7 separate regions of the Homo sapiens genome follow, and regions 1, 3, 4, 5, 6 and 7 are each linked to region 2. The links are chromatin contacts, found by Hi-C or POLR2A ChIA-PET in ENCODE. All regions are on one chromosome and are shown on one strand. The core of a region is the stretch at or near the end of the contact, and the rest is flanking DNA. Distances in the headings are between cores, read along the strand shown.

Region 1 (3,583 bases), core at 612-3,111, 2.6 Mb before region 2:
TAGGAGATCCCAAGTATACAATTGGACACTGTGCTGGACTTGAGGTCTTTAGCAAACAATTTCAGCGTAACATTTTAGTTTTCTCATATATCTGCCTCATTATGTTTAGAACATAATGTGCTTTAACAAGTCTTGTCACAAGGCACAATGTGTTATGAGATCTCCACATTTCATCCTAGAATAACTAAGTCTTCACAGTTATCTTCAAGCTGCCTCACCCATGTTACGTAATCCATGAGCTTTTTATCTTCCCTGTACAGTTGGGGAAAGAGAAGGGAAGGAAGAGTACAAAATGACTTGGCCTAAGAGGTTCAGCCAGTCACTAAAAGAGCCTTCGTTTTAATTATCAGTTCCTAACCCTCTTCTCAAAGAACCGTTTTGTTTGAGAAACCTTCATTAACAGCAGGCAGAACAGAGTGTTAAATTAGCTATTAGCTTTCCTTACTTGTTTAGTGTGAATGAATAACCTAAGCTTCCTAAGCCTGTAGGTTGATAGTTTTAGGATAAGAGATCTGATGGATCAAGTTTTGCCGACTGGATCCAAATTCATAAATCTACCTCTAACTTCTAAATTTCAAAATAGCTTGACGTGAACTTTAAAGGCATTTCTTTCCTCTCCAAATTTCTAATTCTTTACAAATTTTATTCACTCTCCTAAATGAGTCAACTCATACCAACCTTTCTAGTTCAGGATCAAACTGTAGGATCACCAGAATTTTCTTCTACCCCACAGTAAGCCAAACCCCCATGAACCATGAAAAGGTCCATGACATCCATCACCCACAGCTAACTCTACACCTTGACTCTAATCTGAATTGTTAGAAAGCCCAGGAAGTTCAAGAAGCCTCCACCCTTACACTTCTAAATCACCTTCTTTTCTAATCCTCAACCTATTACAGCGTCCAGAAAAGAGAAATCTCAATTCTCTCAGATTCAAGAACTTTATCAGCGTTGCTAGTAATCGCAGTTTGGCATTTACAACTATGGGTCCTGAAACTGGGTAATAATCTAAAAATTCCTACATTATACGTGCAGACAGCAAATTAGTATATTCTATGTCCTGGGCCCAAGCGATATGCCTAACTGGGCAATCAGCATAGGCTCAAAAAATGTGCAGGGAGCTCACAATTCAGTTTACTGTCGTTGACTATAAAATTCTAAACCAAAGTATTTTCATGATAAAATTATAAACCAAAGTATTTTCACACATGCCTGCCTCTTGGATGATGTAAATTCTTCCCCTAGACTTTTTACTAGACCACTATCGGGGTTCTCTTCCACTGCAGCGGCCACCCAATAACTCGTTTTAAAGACTGCCTCTTGCGGCTGCACTAGCAAATCGCCAAACCCCGCATGCCCCACGGCCGCTGCTGAGACTCTGCAGCCCCAAATCGGCCATCCCCTCCTCCCCCACGTCCCCGCGCTGCTCGTCCCCCAACGCCGGGCGCCAACCTTGCTCCATCCCAGAGAGGGTTTGGGGCTCCCCGGGTCAGAGCGCTCCGCAGGCGCAGCTCCGCGAACGCCAGCGAGAGCGGTCCCGGGGCCAGCACCTACCTCCCACCTCCTCCTCCAGGAGCGGCCCGGGTCGACGCTCGCCCGCACCCTGCAACGGCCCCAACAGCCGCGCGGAGCCTCCCGCCGAACAACGGGGCGCTGAGCCAGGTGCCGGCTCTCACCTCCGCGCGCGCCCGCCCCTTGCCGGCGCCCACCCCCGCCCGCCCCTCCCTGGCGGGGCGCGTCACAATCCCCGACGCGAGGCGCTGCTGCTCACCGTCACGGCCCCCGGGAGCGGCGGGGAGTCACCGCTCGGCGTCCTAGCCCGGCTCCCGCAGCCCGAGGGCCAGCAGCGCCTCGCAGCGCCTCCCGCCCGCGGCCCCTCCTCCGCTGCGGGCTCCCGCCTTCCCCGCCCCTTGCAGCCGCCTCCCGGCCTCCGCAGGTTTCCGAGGTTCCCACCCCGCCCCCGCGCGCCGGCGCCGCAGGCCCCGCCGCCTCCCATTGGCTCCGCCAGTTGCTAGGCGATGAACAACCGTGGCCTGCATTGGTCGGGTGGGGGCCTCGGTAGTCTCCTCCTTACCTCCAAAAAAACCCGGAGAAAAAGAAGACCTTATCCCTGCGGTCCGCGCGCGCTGCGGGCGCAGCTGCGGCTGCGGCACCTGTTACGCCCAGTGATTCACCCGGCCGTTTTCTGCTCCCCGCCCCCTTCTGACGCCTGCAGCGTCCGGGGCCGGGGCTCTGTGGGGGCCGGGACTCTGCAGGGACCGGGGTCGTGGCTACTTTAGAGCACGTTTTCCGAGCCCCACTGAACCCCAACACCCAGCCTAGCAGCAAAAGTGAAGCTTCCAGGAGAGCCACGTGCGTTTGCCAAAGTGGAGAAATAAACTGCGGGCACCTAGAATTAGGTCAGGTCCAAGGAACGGGAGGTTCAAGCGTCGGGAGTCGTGGATGCAAACAATCCAGCCGGGAGAAAGTTATATGTAAAATTAGGGCGAAGAAATGGATCTGGGCAGAAGACCGCGGGCAAAGGAAAGACTAAGAAATAGCATTCGTGAACTCAGTTTATGCAAAAATGTCTTACACCCACTCGACAAAGTATGTGCGATGAAAATGTATGCCTGCTGCACCCGTGGCCAGGGTCAGGCTGTCTCCTCCCTGGTTTCATGGCAGCCTAAAATTCACTGGGGAAGAAAAGAAAAGAGGCCAGAGAAAGGAGATCAGATGGAGAAATCACAGGCATATAGGTTACACAAAGATGTTCTTTGATTTTTGTTTTGTTTAGTTTTGGTGAAGCCAAGGGATTTATTCAAAAGGCGAAAAACAGGTTTGGTGTTTTAAGGAGACTCCTGAGAGCACTTTGAAACCAAAACAGTATGAGTGAAGATGCTAACACTGAAAAACAAGAGCGGGAGGAATGTCCACCTCCCAGTTTGCATGCACGTATCCCCAATCCTGGATGAAAGATCAGGGCCAGAAGAAGCACGCCACGGTGACAACTTCAGGGCCCAACGAAATCCTCCTCTTTTCCTTTGGCCAAGCAATCAGAGGCCCGTCTAGCTGCTGTTGAGCCCAGGTGGCGTTACCATTAACAGTTACATTTTTAAAAGGTTTGAACCAAGCTTAGTTGAGCTCTGGGAAGTTTAGCTCTGACCTCAGCAACCCCGGGAAAGGAATAAGATCTGCCTGAATAAACCAGCGGTCTCAATCTTTTGGTCTCAAGACCGCTTTCCACTTGTAAAATTATTGAGAGCCCCAAGAACTTTTCTTTATGTTGGTTACAGCTATTAATATTAAAACAGAAATTTAAAAATTGCTATTTTTTAAAATAATAATGAATAAAAATAAAAATGTCAAATAGCGCATTTTAATTAAAAATAACTATTTTCAAAAAATTAGTTAAAAGAATGGTGTTACTTTAAAATTTTGCCCATATCTTTAATGTCTTGCTTAATAGAAGGCATTTGGATTTTCATATCTGTTTGTGCATTCGATCTGTTGTGCTATTTCAGGTAGCGTCTGGAAAACTCTACTGTGCACTCATAATGAGAGGGAAAAAGGCAAATAATATCTTAGTATTATAACAAAAATA
Region 2 (3,508 bases), core at 862-3,361:
TCATCTCCTTTTATTATAAATTATTTAAAAAGTGAAAATGAACCAGGGGATTCAAATGTATTATTTGTTTATGGTGTTCCTCTCCTCATCTGGTTTAATTGAGTTTTCTTGACTAACCTTCAAGCAGCATTACATCTTTTCTAAGTTGGTCCTCTTTAATCATGCCCATCTGTAGCTGTTTTCTGTGTAGGACATTTTAATTACTATTATAGTTTTAATGACTTTTTTTTAAAAAAAGTTTTTTATATGTGCACAAGGTGAATTCATCATAGCAGTGCAACTTTAAATACAAATCAATAAAATTAATTCATTTAATTTTAAGGTGCTAGAATTAAAAAATGAGTATTTGAATTGATATTTAAAATGCCCTCTACCTGACTGTATGGGCAATAATTATTCTTTCTTATGCAGCCTTATTAATTTTGATGGTTTGAAAGACAGAAATCCCCCAAATAGACACTAAAACCCTAAATGTTCAACATCTGCATTGTCTCGCCAGATTCTCCTTCAGGTTCCTTTCCTCAATCTAGCAGTACTGTGTGTAACACAATATGAAAACTTGCCCCACAAGGCTGGTTTTACTTAATGATACTTAGCAGAAGGGCTTTGCACTTTCATGATAATTTCCACCAGAAAAATCTCTCTGGAACTTACTAACAATAATCAGGCCTAATATTAGCCTCAGTCTGGAGATTTATTTAACCTATTTGGCAGAGTAGATAAAGTCGAATGCCTAGGTATTCAAGCATCTAGGCTGTGCTTCGGCCTTGGAAAAAGACTCTCAGGCTAGCACCCTAAAAGCATTCCTCAAAACTTGATTTATACTAGAAGTGACATTTCTTACTCTCTAGAGGCTGTGAGATTGCAAATCTTGCAATTACTTCCATTGCTTTTGGGGGCTGTGAGAATTTCCGCCTCTCATCCTCCACAGTGAGGAGGGTAGTCGGGAAAGGCTTTCTCCCTTAAGTTTTCGTCAACTTTGAAAATAAGGACTGTGCTCCCTACATCACCAGCAATTGACAAGGATCCAGGAAATGCCTGCTAGGCACTTTCAAACTCGGAAAAATGGGAGTATGAGGGAGGCTAAGTAGGCAGTATTTAGCTAGCAACTATTATTTCCTTTATGTTTCTACCTTGTTAACTAAGCTTCCACTACGGTTCATAAATCTCCAATATCGTGAATTAAAGAAACAACAACAAAAATCCTCTTCTGTGTGCTTGTGCGTGAGGGGATAGAAGTCCACTGCCCTAAGATGCAGGACTTATCTTCCCAAACAGGAAGAGACCCATTTCTGAGAAAGATGGTAAGTTTCCTAAGGGTCTCCTCTCAGATAGAGGGGATGGCAGTCCCCGAGGGGCGAGCGGGCGCGGGTCCTCAGGGTCCCCGTGCGCTGAGAAGGCAGGTGAGGCCCCGCCCTGCGTCTCGACTCCGGATCCCGGGTCGCGAAGGGCAGCCCAAGCGGGTCCCCGGCCCCAGGCGCCCGGGTCACTTCACCCCACCTGATTCGGGCCCTTCCCTTCTCCTCTGTCGGCCAGCTCTGCCGCCTCGCTCTCTCTCCCGCCCCCCGAGTCTCGTTTCAGTCATCCCTTTGTCCTTCCCCGGATTGGCAGGTTTTATTATTCCGCCTGAACAATCCGGCCGCCCAGTGGCTGAGGGTCGCTGACGTCGGAGGCAGAGCCGGGGAGTAGTTGGGATTTTGCTCTGTCAGTAACACATGTGTAAGAGCCGCGGAGGGAGCGAGCGAGCCGGCTAGAGGCCAGCGCCGCCGCCGCCGCCGCCTCCGAGCCGGGCAGCAACAGCCCCGGCAGCGGCGCAGGCTCCAGCGCGCCGGGCCCGGCCGGCCGCAGCCCCCGACGCCTGGGTGCGCCTGCCTGCCGGCCTCCGCACCGTCCGCCGCCGCTCCCGGGGCTGTTGTGTCTGCGACTGCTCCCGGCCGGAGGTGCAGGGAGCTCAGCCGAGCCGCCGCTGCCATCCCGGAGCGAGCAAGCGAGCGAGCGCGCGGGAGGGAGGAAGGCGGCGGCGGAGGAGGAGGAGGAGCGGGAGGAGCGCGGGCGGGGGCGGGGGCCCCCGGGCGGGGGAATATACAAAGTGAAGCCACATTGCCAAACTTGCAGCAGCGATTGCAGCAGTTGCTGCCGCTGCGCCGCGCCTGAAGCCGCGCCGCGCGGGCCGAGGGCTCCTGCAGCTGCTCGCGCGCAGTCGGAGGCGGAGAAGGACGAAGACTGAGACTGACACTTCTGCTCCCGGCCGCCCGGCACTTACGCGGGGGCCCCCCAACCCGCCCCAGAGCAACGCGATTTAAAAAAAAAAAAAAAGCCGCCCTTAGCCCCCTCCTCCCCTTTCCTGCTTCTGCGAGAACTCCCTCCCTCCCTCCAGCTCCGCCAGCCCAGGCGCCCCTTCCCTGGAAGCCGAGCGGCTTCGCTCGCATTTCACCGCCGCCGCCTCTCGCAATATTGCAATATAGGGGAAAAGCAGGTAAGGGGGCGGGTGGAGAGCCGCGGGCCGGGAGGTGGGAGAGGGAGGGAGGGGGTCGATTCGGGCCAGGGCTGTTTTCTTTGGCTTCCTTCCCCTGACCGTCCCAAATTGCAAGTAAACAATACGTCGGCTTAGATAAAGCGCGAGTCTGAAACTACCGAGGCCGGCCTGCGAGCTAGCGCGGAGGGCAGCCCCGGGCCGCCAGCTTTGTAGCGGTTCCTGCTTACAAAAGGGCTCTTCTTGGAAACGGGGCTGGTGGGGACCGTAGAGGGGGTGGGGATATTTCTAGTTCATAAGGGAAAGGCAAGGGGTGCTTAGATGAGGATTTTAAGTATGAGAAGTAGTGTGTTTGGGGGGGTGGGGGTGGGGATAGTCACGATACCCCCCCTCCCTTCTAGTAAACACTATTTTTGAAACAGTGGCAGGAAGGATCTAAGTGAGCAGGATTCGGTATTGCTGGTTCTTTTAAAAAAATTCTTCTTGGCTTATAAGTCTTTTGTTCCAATCCAGGAGAAATACGGTGAATCACCTAATTAAAATCAAGACATGAATTAAGCATCCATTTTTGTACTACAAATTGCCAGCGTTACGTTTGTCCCTCCCTTGGTCTCCATTAAAAAACACCAGAGACGTTGTTAAAGGGGGGCAGATTTTGCCTCTAGCTGCCAGTTCTGCTTTCTATTTCACTGACTATCCCAGGACCTAAATTGCTTGGCTATGTAATTACTAGAGTATAAGCCTATTTAACTTAAAAGCTTTCTTTTTTTTTTTTTTTTTTCCAACTCTAAATGAAACTTGATGAGGGCCCGTCCTTAGTTATCAGGGGAGTCAGTTTCTGGTCAGTCTTCTTGATTCATCTCTTTTAGATTTAATCAGCATTAAGGTATTGCTTGTCCTTAAGAGCTTTAGCTAATGGGGTTACTGGATGCTTTTCTCAGTGTAATGTTTCCTTTTCAAAAAAAAAATACATATATATTTACCTCTCACTAAAGATGGGGGCGGGGAAGAGCTTGGAATCTCCTCCCTCACTCT
Region 3 (3,477 bases), core at 207-2,706, 2.7 Mb after region 2:
AAGCTCAGCTGCACGTTAGCCTCCATGGCCTGGATCTTGGCGGCGCTGTCCCAGTACAAACGCTTCATTTCGGCCTGGCGCCGCTCACCAGGCCTCTCAGCTGGGGCCTCTACCGACCGGCGGGTGTTGCAGTACAGGTCGTGTTCAGCGTTCACGTAGCTGTTCAGGCGCTCCGCATCCAGCTGTTGCCGCCGCAGTAGTTCTTCTCTGTGCCTCTCTGTCTCTGCAAAGTACTGGCGGAGCTCTTCGGTGATTTCCATATTGCTCAGGTCACATGCTACCTCTGCATCTGACTCGGTCTCCATCTCTTCCTCCTTGGATAAGGCTTGGTCTTCTCTTGTGGATGCCTGGATCCTACTGCTGCCATGTGGATGTTGCCCAGACCCTCTGAAATGTGAAGAACTGCAGGGGGAGTCCTGCTAGGCCACATGATGGTCATAGAAGGACTGAGGATACGCAGCCTGGTTATCGTAAGAGCTTTGGGGAAGAAGCGCAGGAAGGAAGAACCATGGAAGACTGAAACAGGATTCCACCGCCTTCCTGTAGGCATTGTGGTGGCTTTGCATCCAAGCCATTGCTTGATGATAATGTTGCCAGTATCTTGCATATACTGGATGAGAATACCAAGGCCTGGTAGCTTTTGATGTTGATGCCTTCACCACTGCCATCTCCGATTGTGAAAGTCCAAATGGGTGCCGAAACTTGTGGGCGCGCAGCTTGCAGATCCTGGGCGGTGGCCAAGCAGGCCATGTTTTAGAATTCTTTCCAGGCGGGTCGCATTGGCTCACGCCTGTGATCCTAACACTTTGGGAGGCGGAGACGGGGCTGGGGGTGGGGGGATCGCTTGAGTCCAGGAGTTGGAGACCTGCTTGGGCAACATGGCAAAACCCCCATCTCTATAAAAATAATTTAAAAATTTTTTAAAAGAATTATTATTTCCATTTTATTTCAGTGCTTTGTCCTTTAAGAAAATTTATTGACATAGCGATAATCAGACTCCATACGCTATTTTGTATCTTGCTTTTCAAATTTGCCACAGGCTTCTAGAAACGTCCCAGACTTCTGTGTCTCCATGGAGGAAACCCCGTAAGTACTTACAAATGTTATGATTAGTCATCCCTAGCCAATACTAAGCAAAAGGTAGGCATGCGGTTTTATTAGTTTGGGCAGGAAGAAGGCATTCCAACCGGCTTCTTTCGCTCTTGCCAGGTTCAAACATGGCGGGCCGCAGCCGGCCCTTCCCGTACACTCGGCTTGCTTTCCCACAACCCCCGCCAATCTTTAGCGCTCCTTTTTTACCTTCCTTCCCCGTCAGCGGCTCCAGAGGGTCAGCACCTCCGAGCGTGACAGCGGACCTGCTTCCCGCCCCCCACGCGAGGGCCCGCCCACCAGCCCGCGTCAGCCAATAGCAGGCCGCGCCGATGGGGCTGGTAGCGCCGGTCGGCCCCGCCTCCCCAGCCTCGCTGTGGCCTGCGGCTCCCGGGCTGGTAGCGCGCCGCTCTCGGTCGCGCGGAGTGATCGTGTGGAATCGCGGGTCGCGGACGCTCGCCGCCGGCCATAGCTCAGCCTAGCGCCGCCAAGGCCGACGGCCCTCAGCCTCTGCCATGGACTTCGAGGACGGTAAGCGCTGCCTCTGGCTGGTCGGCGCAGCTGGCAGGAGGCGGGGTGGCCTACGCAGGGGGTCTGTTTACCGTCTCAAGATGGCCGTGTGGGCTTTGTTCTGCGGGCCCGGAGGCCGCCCGCCCGCCCCGGGCCCAGCGCCCGGAGTCGGCCTCTTTGGGGACCCACGCGCCCCGATTCGGCCCGCTCGGCGCCCGCTGCCGGCGGAGACAAGAGAACTCGGTGTCCGGTAGGACGCGCCTAGAGCGCGAGAGCCTCCGGGCTGGAGCCCCAGACTCGCCTTGGCCCCTGGTAGTGGAAATTGCCCCGACGTCTCCAACTTCCCGGTCTCGGGCAAACGGGCGAGTGCGGCCTCACCCACCTAGTCTCGCATTCGCCCCACAGGGCAGCGACCCAGACCGTCCGTTTAGTTAATCCTCAGCCTCGGGTTACTTCTTGCCAGATAGAATTTTCAGAGGCTTGTTCACAGTGATGTTTCTGTTTGTCCCGGTTTAAGATGAGTTGAAAGGGTGTCTGTAAGTGATATGTATAGATAAATATCTATGCAAAATGGAAAGCAAGATGTTTCCTGGTTAGTAAACTGGGGTGTTTATCACCAAAAATTACCTGCTTATTAATCCCTAACTTGAAATATTTATGTGAACCAAAGCACTTTTCTTTGGATCGTGTGTAGGTAGGATTTAAGTTAATCAGAATTTTGGCACAGCAAGCATCAAATGTCCTTCACATTTAGACCTGTACACAGCCTTGTAAGTGTTTGACTTACGGATTAAATAAACTGTATTTTAGCAATACTTTTCAGTTGTCTCAGATACTAATTCTTTAAACCACTTTTACAGGGTCACAAAGTAATATTAATTTGGTCTTCACTTTTGTTTTCAAACCTTGCTTGGAATTGGTGTCAAGATAAAGTGGTATGTAGTGACAACATTAGGGAGACATGGGAAAGGACTTATGTGATTAAACTGGATTTAATCCTGAGTAACCAGGCATGCTTAAGTAAAACCAGTTCACTAAGTAGGCTGTAAACTTTTAACCCCACCAAAAAAATGATCTTTAAATGAGGTGTGATCTCAGCATATGTCTTACTCGATGAGCTTTTGATTTTTCATAACATTTCATGCAACAAAGAATTAAAGCTTTCATATCTAGGTACAGATTTGTGAAAGGGGACTGGAATAGCCCTCTTGTAGATACTTTTCAGTTACTTTGAAATAGTAAGTTCAGCTCTTAAGAGTAGCACACTCTCGTGGTTTTGTTTGTTTTGGTTGGACTTTAACTCATTTTGATGTAGATACCTTTAAACTATGAATATTTGGGCTGGGCACGATGGCTCACACCTGTAATCTCAGCACTTTGGGAGGCGGAGGCAGAAGAATCCCTTGAACCCGGGAGGCGAAGGTTGCAGTGAGCCGAGATCGTGCCATTGCACTCTAGCCTGGGCAACAAGAGCCAAACTTCGTCTGAAAAAAAAAAAACAAAAAACCAACAACAAAACAAAAAACTATGAATATTTGAAGTGGCCAGAGTTGGGAGTGAAAATAAAAAATATATTATTGTATTTTCATGCTGTAGTTTGATGATAATGCCAACACCCAAGGTATAGCAGAGGCTAACAAAGTGGAGGTGGGGCAGTAGAAACAGTTCTTTCCACTCCCCACCCAAGGCAATAAGGGAATCCATTTCTATGGAGAATTGAAAAACAATAATAAAATGTAGTATGTCTGCTTTCTGTTATTGCCATATGCCAGAATTCTAAACAGTGTCAGTGATAGAAATTCTAAACAATATTAGTGATGAAATACGCCCTGTCTCACTGCCCAAATATACCACTGCTGTATTTGGAAGATGGAGTTT
Region 4 (3,463 bases), core at 564-3,063, 2.8 Mb before region 2:
AAGACGAATGAGAATTCCCTTCCCTTCTGAGTTGACCACAACTGAGTAAGCTAGGTCCCTGACATTTCTAGTTAACAAAACTAAATGGGAGACTCTCTCTCAGGAGGATCCTGCACCAAGACGAATGAGAATTTCCCTTCCCTTCTGAGGTGACCACAACTGAGTAAGCTAGGTCTCTGACACTTCTAGTTAAGAAAGCTTAGAGACCCTCTCAGTTCACAAAACATTTCGGCAAGTAATAAAGACTAGCCTGATGAGTATAAAATCAAATCATCTTAGGAACTGGCTGCTTTTAACAGGGCACATGATTTACATTCTTGTTTCTTTTTTTAACTGCAGAAGTGTTTCACATGTAGCCTGACCTATTGTACCAGAAAGAAGCCAATCCATTTAGGACTGTAAAAATCAGGAAATACTTAGAACAGCACTTGAATGTCAAGTTATTCTATCAACACAGACAAAAGGCTTTTTCTCCCAAAGTACCCCAAGACAAGGCCAATACTAACCAGACGCCAAAATAAGACCAATAATTACCCACAATAATCATTTTCTCCGGCATGCGGACCAGTCGATATCCCCAAGGTCAAATATGAGCAAACTGTGCCATAGGTATGAAATGCACGCTTTGTTCGAGGTTGTACGGGGCACTGACCGGAACTTTACACTCCAGGATCGTTTCGAAAAATGCTTATTCAATCCACAGTTTAAGTTATGCAATAATTCGCTTAAAAGTATGTGTTCAACGGACAAGAGAAGTTGAAGGTAAGAATTTAATACTAAAGGAAGTAGGTTTGGGAAAGATCAAATGGGAGAAAAGTCTGCTCTGAATCAAAAGTCGGAAAATACCCTGTCCGATGAGAAACAGGAGGCTGGCAAAGTGGGAAAGGAAGGGTGCGGACAGCGCGCGGAGGCGCAGCTGTTGGTGAGACCAGCCGAGAAGGCTGCCAAGGGAGGTAGAGACGGAGGAGGACCGGAATGTCGGCCACGGTTCAACCCAGGGGCCAGCCCGCCTCGGAAAGTCCTGGGGCGGAAGGGCGAACTAATCGTCCCCCTAAAACACAGCGTAGACCCACGCGGCGCCTGCTCTAAAGCTGGCCGCTCCCCGATCGCCGCCGCTGAGCGCGCGTCCTCTCCAGGGGAAGCGAGGGCCGGCGCGTGTCCCGCCCGCCCCCGCCAGCTGGGCCGCCGGATCCCACCCGCCGCCGCCGCCTTCCTCCCGCCTCGGCCGCCCGCCCCCGCTCACTTTTACGCGGTTGAGTCCGGCCTCCAGCCGGAGCTGTTGAACCACTTTCTTCATAGCGGCGACGCTGGAGGAGCCAGACATGGTGCACGCGACGGCCGGGCCGATTCGTGGGTCGGTGGGTCGTGGGCCGTGGGTCGGCGGGGCCAGACAACTCAGCGGCGCGCGGCGGGGGCGGGGCTCCGAACTTTGTCTCTAAGTTTCCGGTTCTGTGCTCAGCGGCTCCACCCTCGGTGCGCATGCGCGCCTTGCCAGCCCTCTGTTCCAGCTCCACACCCGGCCCCGAGCGCGAGCCTGGAGGAGGGGGAGGAGAAGGGGCGGAGCAGTCGGTGGGCGCGGCGGCTGCTGGAGGCTAGCGCGACCCGACTCTTAAGTTTTCTTTTCCTCTCCAGAGGGGCCGATTAGGGAGAGGTAAGGAGAGAGCTTACCGTTAGCCGCGAAGAACTAAGAGGGGGTCTGAAGAGGACCAGGGAGGGAAGGCAGAGCTTGTGGGAGTTTCTAAAAGGCCCGGCGGCGGGTGACCAGGAGGTCTCAGTTTTCCTCCCAGTTTGTGGGAAGGGTTGAGGGAAGTGAGGGGAGATACTGGGTGAGGCGTAGGAGCTACTGTGCACCCGGCGTGAGTCACCCGCACACCCCCGCCCCGTACAGGCGTGTCTCTCTGTGACCCGAGTTTGGCCAACAGGCATTTTCAGTTCCACCCCCAACCCCCAGCCCCGCTGACCCGAGGCGGAGAGCAGGCGCGGAGGTCGCTGTCGCGTACCCAGCGGAGCCGGGCGGGCGGGGAGCAGGGGCGCTGATTCGCTGGAGAAGGGATCTTCTCGAGGTTTGACTTTACTGGCTTCTTAGCTCTTGAATCGGTTTTTCTGAAGGAGATTGTGAAGAAGCCAAGGTGCTGGCTGAAGATTACACCTGTCTGCTCGGTTACCCATTTACTCTGGAGAATTAATGCTTATTGTACTTTTTAAAATAAAACTTATTTTTGTGTTTCCGGAAAGTTTGCTCTTTAGTATTTCCGTTGTAATTTATTACCTCCTGCTTGAAATTGAGTACCAAAGGAGTTTTTAGGAGAGAGGGTAGGGTCTAACCAAACAAAATAGGCTCAGCCAGTAGGTCTTTCTTTCATCCACGGAAATATGTGTGTTATGTCACAGCACTAAGGGCAGATGTTTCCTATTTCTTTTCGGGTAGTCAATCTCCGAATGCGCTGATGTTTTCCATTAATGTTAATAATTTTATCATTAATGGATTTCAAATTTTTTATTAGGGAAGCATGTGTAATTGCACTGGTCAACAAAATCTAATTTATTTACTCAACAGTTTATATCAGTTCGCAAAAATGTACATCGTAAGTTTAGCATTTTACTTAATTCATACGGATGTAATGATTGGGGTTAAAACCAGGGTTTGAATTCTGGCTCTGCTACTTACGGTATTCTTGGGCAAGCCACTTAAGTTACTGAGGCTTTATTTCCTTATTTCAAAGTAAATTATACAGCTTCGTAGAGTTGTTTTTCGGAATGAAATGACATTATATGTAAAAAGAATGTGAAAGCTATCTCAATAAATATTGTCTTTTCCCAAAAGGTATTGTAATTATTTCACCTTTGGTGCTTTGTTGACTGTATAATGCTAAAACGTCATTCATACTTTACAGATTTGTAAGATTAAACACAAGTATCTATTCAAAGAATGATCTGTTTTACAGTAGTTGTAAAATATATCACTGAACTCTTAGAACCGTGGTATGTTAATGCTGGAAGAGATTTTAGGGAATATATGGTCCAATAATTACTTCTGTGAGGGAGACTGTTGAGGAATAAGCAGTGTTTTAGGCCGAAACAGTTTCAGAAAAAAAAAAAATTGTTGCTTTTTTATTAACTGCTGCATTGGGAAACCACAGACTGGAGTGCTGTCTCAAACACCAGGTGTTATTTTTTTGTAGCGTGTGTTTAAAGATTCTATTTAGGATACAAAAGAAAAATAAAACATTGAGGCCTGGTATGGTGGCTCACGCCTGTAATCCCAGCACTTTAGCAGGCTGAGGCGAGCAGATCACGAGGTCAAGAGATCGAGACCATCCTGGCCAACGTGGGGAAACCGTCTCTACTAAAAAATACAAAAATTAGCTGGGCGTGGTGGTGCGCGCCACCCAGGAGTCCCAGCTGCCCAGGAGGCTTGATGCAGGAGATTCGCTTGAACCTGGGAGGCAGAGGTTGCAGTGAG
Region 5 (3,482 bases), core at 554-3,053, 2.2 Mb after region 2:
CATACTTCTATATACATTAGAAAATTTCCATAGTAAGAATTTTTTTTAATAAAAATGGTATATTATGTGTTTTTTGAACAATAGGTTAGGCTAGCCTATCAGAATAGAGAGCATGTTCAAAGGCATAGTAGGAAGGGTTGGAAAAGCGGCCTGGTACCAAATTTGATGGTGGGGGAGGATTTGTGAATGTATGCTGTGGAGCCTTGGTGAGTGCTAGTAGGCACTGGTTCATTGGTTGGACTTGAGTTCTGCTTGACTGTGAGCCCAAAGTGGAGTTGCAGTCCAGTGTTGGCATCTTATCAAGAATGGCAGTAACTCCACTTTACCATCTGCTTCAGGAGTGTCAGATCTAATGTGCCATATTCAGTTCTGGAAGGCACATTTAAAGAGGACTTTTTGCGAACCAAGTTTCAATGGTGGGATATATCAAGCACGGAAGAGTAACTCACATCTTCTTAGCCATCTTCTTTCTGTCAGAACACTCCATCAGCTCATGGTTGTCTACCTGGAATAGATGTATTTTCCCTTCTTCCAAGTCTCTCTACTACTCCCTTTCAAACTCTTTGTCTTTTGAGAGCCAAAGAATAGGCAATAAAAAGCAAATTAAACACATTGCTGTGATTCCTTAGTGATATGAAGGTACATAATCACAAAGGCATCTGACTCAACCTCCTGGCAACAGACTAACAGCTGACTGAGCTATACCCAGAAAGGAGCCCTCAGTGTAGCTTTCTGAAGCAAAGTTCCTCCTCCTTCTTGCTGAAGCTATTTCTCTATAGCTAAGTAAAAAAGACAAGAGATGTATCAGAAATTTGGTTAATTGATAATATTAAGGAATTGTTAATTATTTGTATATGATTCAGTAATGATTCTAGAGCTGACACACATAAGCTTGTGAAAACTGATTGTTGTGTTATAGGAATTTTCAAGCTAGTTAAACATAGTCATTAAAAACTAAATTGTACAAACTTAAAGTACTAAAAGTAAAATAAATACTCAAAACTCTCACTTCCTAATTATTTTGCTATAATTTGTTGTTATCTATGCTCTTAAGGTTATTTATGTCTAAGGTATCTGCAGAGTAGAAGTGCTGTATAATGATGTGTGACACATCTCTTCTCAACTCCACATTCAGTGACATCATGTTGGTACTTTGAAATTGGCCATGGTGGGAATCATGGAAAATGGCAAAGAACCAGGGTCCTTTTTTTTTTTTTCTCAGAAACCTGGTTGTTAAATATTTACCAGCATGCCACTGGATATTATTATGATATTATGGTTATATCTTAAAGACTCTTTCTGTTTTAGAGATCCATACTGAAATAAGACAGAATATATCTAGAATCTGTTTCAAAATAATCCAATGAGGGTGAGTATTGTGGTGTTGAATCAGAGTGGTGGGCAGATGGGTTTCATTGCACCACTCTCTCAACCTTTGTGTATGTTTAAAATTTTCCATAATAAAATGTTAAAACAGCAATTATGGAATGTTACAATGAAAATAAATTGCCTGTACCTAGTAGACATAGATAGCAATCCAGTCTGGCACCTGTCTTTCCTTCAAACTTTGATGCCAACATTCCTTTGATAAAATCATATTCTCAAATTTTGGAGCACTTATTTTGTAAATGGTTCACATAGGTCATTGATTTTAAAGATCTGTTTCTCATTAAATAAAATCAAGAAACCACCATGTGCAGTTTATCATGCCCATCAGGGCAAAGGAATCCACTAGAGCCTTCCCAAGGACAGCAAAAAGCTTTCTTCATAGTGGGCGGGGAGGGGAGGGGGTGCGGGGCATTCATTTGTTGGATTGCAATCCTGTTTGCAAAACCAGTTGTACAAATAGGGAAAAATGAATCAAGTAATTGCTCAGAAGGCTACTTGCAGCTACATGACAGCTGTGTACCCTTTAGATTTATTTTCAGTCTAGCTGATTTGAGTCATTGCCCAAAAAAGGAGTGCTGTCAAGTGAATTGTCTTTTATGCAGATGATGACAGCCTTTCTAAATATTGCCTGGCTGATATAAGTGATTTGTTTGGAATTATTGGCCTATGAATTAAATTAGTCCTAATCCAAATGATTTTAAAAGTTCTCGCTTAGATTATATATTGATTACATTTCACAAAGAGCACAAAATAACTATATTTTTTTCTAGCATATATTTAGACATCAAATGGAAAAGCTATAGCATGAATTACTCAGAATACATCTTTTTTTTAAGTTTGAAGTTTTAATTTCATTCTTAATATCAATTTGGAGTATGGTAATAGTTTCTCCTTGGATTTGATTATGCAATAATGCATACAAACTAAATCCAGTTGACATGGAAAAATATTTATGTTGTGTAATGAATGCAAGTGGTCACTATGATTATCCCATCAAACAGAGTAGTGAGGAAATTATTAGGTTTTATAATGAGGACAGAGAAGGACAATCAGAACCTTGAGGGGGAAAGTAGTCTATTCTGTCTTATAATATTAAGTTAATGTGAGTTTCTGGTCTGTGTAGAAATACAGGCTTATTCTCTTAAGGTAACGACAAAAAAATTCAAAGCCTCAAGCAATGAAAACAGCAGATGCAAACTCAGGTTTGTTTTGACCCCTCAGTTTTGTTTCACCCTGGGCTGAAACAGATACTGCAAATAGGAATTGAGATCAGGGAAGCCAGAAGTCAGAAGAGTGTGTGTAGGAGAAAGATCATTATAACTTCTCCTCATAAGACAGAGCTGGACAGAAAAATCACCTGGAGAAACTGGGAGCCTTTGTTGACACTTTGCTGCAGTTTTTCCCATGTTAATTCCTTTGTACCAATACCCTTCAGGGCTCTGCAGGGTCCCACCACAACATACATTCTGAGAGTTTGTTTGAGGCGTATAAATACAATAGAAGTCATAGTTCCAAATTAAGTTGGAGCATGAAGATTGGGGTGTGATTGCTAAGAAAAAAGGACATATTAAGTTCCTGAAGTGAGATAATCACAGACTTGTGATTATTCACTCAAAAACTATTTACTGAGCCCCTACTATCTGGGCTAGGTGATGGGATACCACAGTGAGCCCTACAAATAGAAGCCCTGTGCTACCAGAGCTTACTGCTTACTGTGCAGAGAAAAGTGATAAACAACATAAGTATATAGTACATTAAACGGAGACAGATAATGTAGGAAAAACAAAACCAGAGCAGTTCTTCAAAATTAAATTCCCAAAGGATAACATTTTCCAACTCTATCAAAGCTAGCAAAGAGAGGAGATTGGTATTTATAAAAATACAACACATACCACATCAGAAATTCCTTCATGTTTCTATTAACCCTGTTGATATGCTAAATATATTCACTATCTCTACAACCATTAGAGAACAAAGTAAAGATGAAGTAGCTTGGAAAGGGAGCAGCTCTTTAACACTGAAGTGAAATGAAAAATATGCCCTTATGTTTTGTTAGTGAGTTGACAGTTCATGATCAGGAAGACAATGAGCAC
Region 6 (3,862 bases), core at 792-3,291, 2.5 Mb after region 2:
GAGGAGAAAAGGGTGGGTGAGGTGTAGTTCATCGTCTGGAGGCCTCAGTATTGTCAAGACCACCCCCCCCCTTTTTTTTGTGAGTGCACAAGACTCTTAATCACCTTTTCATTTGGTTGCGTCAGGAGCCTCATAGCAGCATGCTACTGACAGGTGATTGTGAACTAAGTGTTATAGCAGAAGGAAACAGAAAATGAGAGAATGTCAACTTGAAGCCATGTGTGTTTTTGTGAACATCATTTGCCACTTTCTTAAAGAGCCCCAGTTAGAGAAAAAATAATGCAGGAATCGAATTTTAGTCAGCTTGTTAGGTTCTGAACTGGACAGACTTTGTACCTTGGCATATGAGTAGCCATTCTAGAACCTTTTGAACTTTTGCCACCAAGTAATTCTGGAAAGGCTGACAGCCAGCAGTAGGTAATGGAAAAAGCCAGTATCCTCTGCCCGAGAAATTAAGGTGTGTATTATTCAGGTGGTTAAAGAAACTGCCTACCACAACAGCAATAGCTGGTAAGTAGCAGGATCATTCAGAGATGAAGGGATGGATCACAGGATGGTTGCTGTGCTGGACTTTCTCCCTAGAATTCATGATCATTGGCCAGGAGTGGTGGTTTACGCCTGTAATCCCAGCACTTTGGGAGGCTGAGGCGGGTGGATCATGAGGTCAGGAGATCGAGATCATCCTGGCCAACATTGTGAAACCTCATCTGTACTAAAAATACAAAAAAATTAGCTGGGCATGGTGGCGTGTGCCTGTAGTTTAAGCTTCTCGGGAGGCTGAGGCAGGAGAATCGTTTGAACCCGAGAGGCGGAGGTTGCAGTGAGCCGAGATCACGCCACTGCACTCCAGCCTGGGCGACAGAGCGAGACTCTGTCTCAGAAAAAAAAAAAAAAAAAAGAATTTGTGATCATTGTAGGAATTCGCAGTGTAGGGGAAATGGTACAGATTTTATAATCAGGAAAGACCTGTATTCAGTTCTCCATTTGACCACTTTCTGCCAGAGCCATGGGAACAGTTTTTTAATTTCTCTGACCCTGTTTCCTCACTTGGGAATATGACTTTTGCAGATCTGTTGGAAAATATTAAGGCCAAGAGGGATTTAAAATGAGATGTTGTCTAGCACTGAGTAGGAGCTTAATATCTATCCGTTCCTTTCTGCTTCAGTCAAAACTGAGCTTCATATGTAGAATGATTATTGTTTGTATTACATTCTCCATTTTGAGTATGGAACCATGAATGCCAACAGCTTGATAATAAAAGGAGCCGTTTGTCAAGAGACAGTCCTGTAAGCGCTTTTTAACCTGGTAGACTGTGCATGTAAGGGCAGGCAGGTTACAAATGCGAATCCCCATAGCCAGCACACTCTACATACAGCAGATTCTTAAGCCATCTGTGTACTCTTTTTAACACTGTACTGAAGTCCACTTAAGTCAGAGTTCAACAAAATGAATGAATGTAATCCCAGGACTATGGAACTTCTCTGTGATTACATAGCACAGAGAACTACGGAATCATTTTCTGGAAGAATGCACCATGCGATTATGCTCCATGTGGAATTGGTATATATAAATGTTGGTAGACTGTGAGGATGAGGTTGACAGGTTGATCTGAGTAGAGACCCTAGGAGGAACCGAGGATACTATGTAGTTTTGTTGTTGTTACTGTTTTGCAGTTCCTGGCTGCTCTGTGTTGGCAGCTGTGTGCACGCTTTCTCTTTTGAGCCAGCGAGGCACAAGACAAGTAATTTCCCATCTTGAATCTCTCACAGCTGCTGAGCTGTAGTGGATATACTGGGATGTGGCTATGAACTTTAAAAATTTGCATAAATCCAGCCCCTACTCCCCTGCAAAGGCTCAGTCTTGTCTTTACACCTTCCCCGAGGTAATTATTTTCTGGGGGGTAGGGGTGGGGGTTGGGAGGGTGAAGAAAGGAAGAAAAAGAAGGCCGATCACACTGGGCACCGGCGGAGGAAGCGTGGAGTCCATTGATCTAGGTACTTGTGGGGAGGGGAGAACCCGAGCAGCAGCTGCAAACGGAAGGGCTGTGAGCGAGCGGGCGGGCGGGTGGCTGGCAGCGAGGCCACCAGCAGGGGGGGCCCGGGCCGAGGCCGCGCCACCTCGGCACCACGCGGGCAGCCGGTGCGGCGGGGTCGCCACGGCCAGGGGAGCGCTGGGTGCCCACCATGGCAGTTATGCAAGCGGTGACCCCCTGGTCTTGCCTCCCCGCCGCCCTGCACTCCTTCCTCCCCGCTGCCGACACTTGGATCTCTCTAGCTCTTTCTCTCCCCTGTGTTTTCAAACAGGAAGTGCACGGCTGTCTATAACGTGCTGCCGGGTCTCAGGATGGAGGAGTGAAGTCTCCTGTCGCCGTGGTTCCAGCCTCCGGAGCTCGCCCAAGCCGCGTCCCCAGAGAGCGCCCTGAGAGAACAGGGTGGCCGCTTGGTCCAGGTGCGCGGGGTCGGGTCTGGGTCCAGGGAGCGGGTCGGGAAGTCTGCGGCACGGAGCACTGCTAGTGTCGGATCTGCATCTCCAGCTCTGTGCTGCAGCTTCACTTGCCCGCCCCCCACCACTGGCTTCTCACCCGGGGTCTCTGCCAAACTCTGGCTGCTGCCGCCCTGGGTTCGGGCCGGCGGAAGGCCCTGGGCGTGCGCTGCGGAGCCGCCTGCGAGGACTCCACTAGGGCGCTTTCCAGGCTGGACTGCCCCGGGCTGCGCTGGAGCTGCCAGTGCTCGGGGAGTCTTCCTGGAGTCCCCAGCTGCCCTCTCCACCCTCTCCTCCAGCTGCTGCTGCCTGAAGCAGCAGCTCTTTGTTCCTCCCTTACTGGTCTGGGGTCATACACATAAATGTCCTGGGAGGCAGGGTGGTGGGAGGGTAAGGGGTTGGGACGTAGGGAAGAGGAAGAAGATGAGTTGTGGGTGAAGTGTAAGGTGGACAGGAGAAAAGAATCTTAGTGTCCATGCTCAGAAATCAGCTCTTCAGCTGCTGAAACAGAGGACCCCGGTTCCTTGGTTTCTGTTTTGGGAAAGCCAGGCCATGCCAAACAGAGGGAATTAATGATGCAGGCACACACCGGAAAGGTAGGGACCAGGAATGAGGCACAGCAGCGAGTTCTGAGATGTTTAGTCTGGTGTCTGGCTTGTTAACTCCACTGTGGTTTCTGAGCCAGGCCTCCTCGCTGAGACAGAAGGTACTTTAACATATGAGCCAGGCATCTTTATTAATTCCATTTGTCATCAAAGTAAAATTGAGAGTGACTTTTCTCAAATTCACCAGGTAGATTATACTTTCACTTCCACATCGTGTTCCATCTCAAATGTTCATAGGAGAATAAAACACTAGGGTTGGTTTTATGCTACAGACGTTTTGCATCTTTATTTCCCTGGCAGGTCCAATCTTTCTCCAGAATAACTCAGATTGACTTCTCCCCCCAGTGAAAGCCTAGCCTTGTTTTACCGCCTGTTTATCTACCTGGTGAAACTCTAGTCTTGGGGAGGACACTAAGGGGAGTGGGATGGCTGAGAATAATCAGTTTGATGGGATCATTATATGGCCTCAAATTAAATGTTTGAGCCCTGTTAAAGCCAGTAGCATCTTCTTAATTTTTATTTCCGAGGAAGGGATGTGAGCATATGACTAGAGGGGAGGAAAGTGAGACTCTGCCAAAGAAGATCTCTCCCTGTAGCACAGAGGAAAAGTGAATCTGTGTAGCACAGTATCACATACACTGCGCGCTTTCACTTTATCGGGTAGCCAAGCCATCTAAGGAGTCAGGGTTAGGTGTAGAATTTACATTCATGACGTGGGATGCTGACTATAGCATTCTGATGCTGAAAATTTTATCATAAAACATATTTACTACATA
Region 7 (3,509 bases), core at 327-2,826, 2.8 Mb before region 2:
AGATCACTAAAAAGTATCTCAAACTTAACATTTCCAAAACTGAAATCTTGATCTTACCTCTCAGATTTGTTCCATCTGAACTTTCCCGCATTTCACCTGATGGTAACTCCATCCTTTGAATCACTCAGGTCGAAAGTCTTGGAGTCATCCTTGACTCTTTCATGTCCTCCCTTCAGTTCCATCAGTAACTTTACCTTCCAGAGGAATCACTTCTCAACCACCTACACAAGACTTACCCTGGTTCAGGCCACTATCATTTCTTCCCTTCTTCCACACACCCTGCCCCTGCATAGGCTCTTCTCAAAAGAAGATTCTGAATGACGCTTTTACTTTATTTTTATTTATTTTTTTGAGAGGGTCTCACCCTCTCACCCAGGCTGGAATGCAGTGGCACCAACATGGCTCATTGCAACCTAGCCTTCCAGGCTCAATGGATCCTACTGCCTCAGCCTCCTGAGTAGCTGGGACCACAGATGTACACCATGCCCAAACAGATATATATATTTTTTTACTTTTTGTAGACATGGGGTCTCACAGTGTTGCCAAAGCTGGTCTTGAACTCCCAGGCTCAAGCAATCCTCCTGCCTTGGCCTCCCAAAGTGCTAAAATTACAGGCATGGGCCACTGCACCAGCCTGATACTTTTAAGATGTTAAGATCATACCATTCTTTTCCTCAAAATTCTATAAGAGATCTTCATCTCACATAAAATAAAAGCCAAAGTCCTTACAAAACTCTACACCACCTGTCCAATCTCAACACTTCTTGCCTTTCCTGGCTTGCTACTGACTAGGAGCATTGGAGCTGGCTGTTTGCTTTGCCAGGACAGCTTTTCTCCTTGATAACCAGCTTTTCTCAGATTAACAGCTCTTCCCTCAGATAACTAGTTTAGCCCATTACCTCCTTCAAACCTTGGCTCAATGTAACGTTTTCAATGAAGCCTACTCTGAGAATCCTATTTAAAATTGCAACGTACTTTGGGAGTCCAGGGCGGACAGATCACCTGAAATCAAGAGTACAAGACCAGCCTGGCCAACATGGTGAAACTCCATCTCTGCAAAAATACAAAAATTAGCCGGGCATGGTGGCACGTGTTTGTAGTCCCAGCTACTCAGGAGGAGGAGTTTGCAGTGATCGGAGATCGTGCCACTGCACTCCAGCCTGGGCATTAAAGCAAGGCTCCGTCTCAAAAAGATGAATGTCTCTTCATCTTCTTTTATCCTGTTCTATTTTTTTTCCATACCATGTCTTACTCTGTAGCTCACCATAATTTATTTGTATGCTCATTTTAGGTTTCCCTCAAGTAAAACGTAAACTAATCCAGGCACGGTTTTTGTTGTTGTTCCATTATTTTGAGGGCTGGGCACATAGATGCGCAAGGAGTGCCCAAACTCATCATCTCACTCTTTATACAGCTGGGCAAACTGCCTAAAGTTTCCTCAAGCCTCAGCTTTACTATTTTCTTGAATGGCTAAAACTCACAAAACACATCTAGCGTCAAAAACTTTGCGACCCCGGAAGTAAAAGGTTAAGGAAGGGGGTCACAGGAGAAGGCTATTTCCGTTTCCGTACGGAAGCAAAGGAGCCAAGACCATGGCGAAAGCCGGGGATAAGAGCAGCAGCAGCGGGAAGAAAAGTCTAAAACGGAAAGCCGCTGCCGAAGAACTTCAGGAGGCTGCAGGCGCTGGGGATGGGGCGACGGAAAACGGGGTCCAACCCCCGAAAGCGGCTGCCTTTCCGCCAGGCTTTAGCATTTCGGAGATTAAAAACAAACAGCGGCGACACTTAATGTTCACGCGGTGGAAACAGCAGCAGCGGAAGGTACGCGAGAGGCGGGGGCTGCCGGGCGCTTGCGCGTTGTTCCTGACGCTTAGGGCGGTCGCGGGGCGCACATCTGTGGTTGTCTGCTGGTCTCAAAAGTGTTCTCTGTGGCTCCGTGGGAAGGGTGGCGTCGCGGCCCACGTGTTCTGGTCCCCTCGCCCTAGTTTGGAGACTCTAGGTTCAGCCTTTTGCCTGAGCGTCAAGGTGGAAGATTATCTTGATAGGCTCTTTCCTGGGACGCTAGATTCACAAGGAAAGCTGTAAGGCCAGTTGGCTTAGTAGTGAAAACTACGCCCTCCTGGCCCAGAAGGCAAAAGTCTCAGCCCTTTGGTCCGTCTAGGTAGCGTTGGTTAATTTGCAGAATCTGAAATGGAGGCAATACGTAATAAATCCAAAATACTGCTTCTCTGATTCCTGCAGGAGCTCCTTACCGAAATTAGTACTGTAAAGTTTCTGGTAATTGTATTTGTTCTTTTCAGCTTTATCCTTATACGTTTCTGGTAGGTAAACAAACTGAAACGTAAAGAGGTTTAAACGACTTGTCAAGGTCGCAGTGCTCATTTCTGGTTAAATTGCAATTGGAAGAAAACGTTTGCTTATTCTTGCACATCGTAGAAGTTCACACAATATTATTATTATGTGTCTGCCTCCTCTTACTGGCCCTTCTGAGGCCCGGGACTGGTTCTTACTCATGTTCAGTGTCAAGGTGCTGTTTCAATACATACAAGGGGCGTTTAACTCATTCTGGTATGCACGTATTGGGGAGGGATGTCCTGGAAGACTTATTGGAGCTATGATTTCTAATCTGAAACCTGGTGGATTGAGGATCAGTAGGTGCTGGGGAAAAAAGAATATTTTTTATTTTGTCAAGCATTCTATCTAGAAATCTCCAGAAGAATATATAGATTGACAATACAAATACAGATAATCTTAAGCCACCTTGCAAGCTCTTACTAAATTTTAGAAGTATATTTTGATTATAAAATATGTGAATAACTGGTGATGGTTTTATGGAAAACAACCTGAAAACTCAGCTCCCATTCCTATTTTTAGTGCTTTTCAAGAGAAGCAAGCAGCATAACCATGGTCGTCTTTAGGATGCCACCAGTTAGGCAAAACAAAACACAGTGGAAACCATCACATACTTTAATTAATTTGAGGCTTTATGGAAAAAGGTTAAGCTACTCAAATTTTAAATGTTCAAACTTGCCAGTTTAGATTTTTTTAAAGGAGCAGGTCTTTGTTAAAGAAATCTTATTGATTGGCCAGCTCATTTGGCTTACAGTAATTTAGGTAGAAAACTCCACGTCCAGATGCTTATTTCAATAGATTACAAAGACCGCCCAGTTCGAGTATTCATAGCATTAGTAATTTGTAGTTTCAGTATGTGTTTGTGATATAACTGGTTGTTTCTCAGTATTGTTCTCTTTTTTTTTAACCCTTTAGGAAAAGTTGGCAGCTAAGAAAAAACTTAAAAAAGAAAGAGAGGCTCTTGGCGATAAGGTAAATAAAATTTTTAGCTGTTTGCTTTCTATCTTATATTAGGGAATCCCTCCTGATATTTAAGTTGAATTACTTTCTTTTAAAATTTATTATTACGTATTTCAGATGTATGAAGAAATACAAAAGTAATATAATAAACCTCTTTGTATCATTTACCCAGCTTAAGAAATAATGCATTAGCAAAGA

Evidence for each region. A loop is a pair of places that touch in the nucleus more often than their neighbours do. ChIA-PET counts read pairs that join two places held with the same protein, here RNA polymerase II (POLR2A). Pooled maps may share reads with other maps.
Region 1: a loop to region 2 is called in a map of CD8-positive, alpha-beta T cell, with 27 times the contacts of the local background. The contact joins the promoter of SSX2IP here to the promoter of LMO4 in region 2. A Hi-C loop is called at or near these places in 3 of 168 maps with a recorded cell type or tissue (B cell, CD8-positive, alpha-beta T cell and gastrocnemius medialis) and 11 of 50 pooled maps.
Region 3: a map of endothelial cell of umbilical vein shows a loop between it and region 2 (15-fold over the local background). The contact joins the promoter of ZNF326 here to the promoter of LMO4 in region 2. A Hi-C loop is called at or near these places in 4 of 168 maps with a recorded cell type or tissue (B cell, endothelial cell of umbilical vein and naive thymus-derived CD4-positive, alpha-beta T cell) and 15 of 50 pooled maps.
Region 4: a map of naive thymus-derived CD4-positive, alpha-beta T cell shows a loop between it and region 2 (9-fold over the local background). The contact joins the promoter of GNG5 here to the promoter of LMO4 in region 2. A Hi-C loop is called at or near these places in 1 of 168 maps with a recorded cell type or tissue (naive thymus-derived CD4-positive, alpha-beta T cell), 1 of 37 single-sample maps with no recorded cell type and 9 of 50 pooled maps. POLR2A ChIA-PET finds 5 or more read pairs at or near these places in 1 of 52 experiments (activated CD4-positive, alpha-beta T cell).
Region 5: a loop to region 2 is called in a pooled map, with 2.3 times the contacts of the local background. The contact joins the enhancer-like site here to the promoter of LMO4 in region 2. A Hi-C loop is called at or near these places in 4 of 50 pooled maps. POLR2A ChIA-PET finds 5 or more read pairs at or near these places in 2 of 52 experiments (OCI-LY7 and T-cell).
Region 6: a loop to region 2 is called in a map of CD8-positive, alpha-beta T cell, with 12 times the contacts of the local background. The contact joins the enhancer-like site here to the promoter of LMO4 in region 2. A Hi-C loop is called at or near these places in 2 of 168 maps with a recorded cell type or tissue (CD8-positive, alpha-beta T cell and naive thymus-derived CD4-positive, alpha-beta T cell) and 8 of 50 pooled maps. POLR2A ChIA-PET finds 5 or more read pairs at or near these places in 1 of 52 experiments (CD4-positive, alpha-beta T cell).
Region 7: a pooled map shows a loop between it and region 2 (12-fold over the local background). The contact joins the promoter of RPF1 here to the promoter of LMO4 in region 2. A Hi-C loop is called at or near these places in 3 of 50 pooled maps. POLR2A ChIA-PET finds 5 or more read pairs at or near these places in 2 of 52 experiments (GM12878 and endothelial cell of umbilical vein).

The regions. Positions count from the first base shown.
Region 1 is chr1:84,688,600-84,692,182 of GRCh38, forward strand. SSX2IP (SSX family member 2 interacting protein) reads right to left here and starts at 1,862. Exons shown (of 14, transcript NM_001166293.2): 1 at 1,772-1,862. RefSeq lists a silencer at 1,314-2,073.
Region 2 is chr1:87,326,769-87,330,276 of GRCh38, forward strand. It overlaps LMO4 (LIM domain only 4), which reads left to right and starts at 2,112. Exons shown (of 5, transcript NM_006769.4): 1 at 2,112-2,476. RefSeq lists silencers at 1,314-1,483, 1,734-2,163, 3,087-3,176 and enhancers at 2,022-2,599, 2,600-3,175, 2,741-3,508.
Region 3 is chr1:89,993,654-89,997,130 of GRCh38, forward strand. It overlaps ZNF326 (zinc finger protein 326), which reads left to right and starts at 1,457. Exons shown (of 12, transcript NM_182976.4): 1 at 1,457-1,620. The coding sequence starts at 1,605. It also overlaps the pseudogene GEMIN8P4. RefSeq lists enhancers at 1,109-1,675, 1,676-2,241, 2,123-2,172 and a silencer at 1,263-1,902.
Region 4 is chr1:84,504,768-84,508,230 of GRCh38, forward strand. GNG5 (G protein subunit gamma 5) reads right to left here and starts at 1,814. Exons shown (of 4, transcript NM_005274.3): 1 at 1,669-1,814; 2 at 1,244-1,534. The coding sequence starts at 1,324. It overlaps SPATA1 (spermatogenesis associated 1), which reads left to right and starts at 1,619. Exons shown (of 14, transcript NM_001397487.1): 1 at 1,619-1,651. RefSeq lists silencers at 1,080-1,209, 1,460-1,539.
Region 5 is chr1:89,546,030-89,549,511 of GRCh38, forward strand. All of the region lies in intron 1 of LRRC8B (leucine rich repeat containing 8 VRAC subunit B), which reads left to right. LOC124904216 (a long non-coding RNA gene) reads right to left here. Exons shown (of 3, transcript XR_007066214.1): 3 at 102-505. Among named protein-coding and RNA genes, the nearest start is that of LRRC8B, 23 kb to the left of the region's middle. Within about 2 kb of position 1,804, at least 7 of the 41 ENCODE cell types and tissues checked have a DNase peak (open chromatin) inside an H3K27ac peak, as active enhancers do.
Region 6 is chr1:89,841,335-89,845,196 of GRCh38, forward strand. It overlaps LRRC8D (leucine rich repeat containing 8 VRAC subunit D), which reads left to right. Exons shown (of 3, transcript NM_001134479.2): 2 at 2,304-2,448. Among named protein-coding and RNA genes, the nearest start is that of LRRC8D-DT, 21 kb to the left of the region's middle. RefSeq lists silencers at 1,236-1,530, 2,054-2,273. Within about 2 kb of position 2,042, at least 37 of the 41 ENCODE cell types and tissues checked have a DNase peak (open chromatin) inside an H3K27ac peak, as active enhancers do; they include CD4-positive, alpha-beta T cell and CD8-positive, alpha-beta T cell, where a contact is called at or near this core.
Region 7 is chr1:84,477,690-84,481,198 of GRCh38, forward strand. It overlaps RPF1 (ribosome production factor 1 homolog), which reads left to right and starts at 1,577. Exons shown (of 9, transcript NM_025065.7): 1 at 1,577-1,820; 2 at 3,267-3,323. The coding sequence starts at 1,593. RefSeq lists enhancers at 1,238-1,798, 1,994-2,153.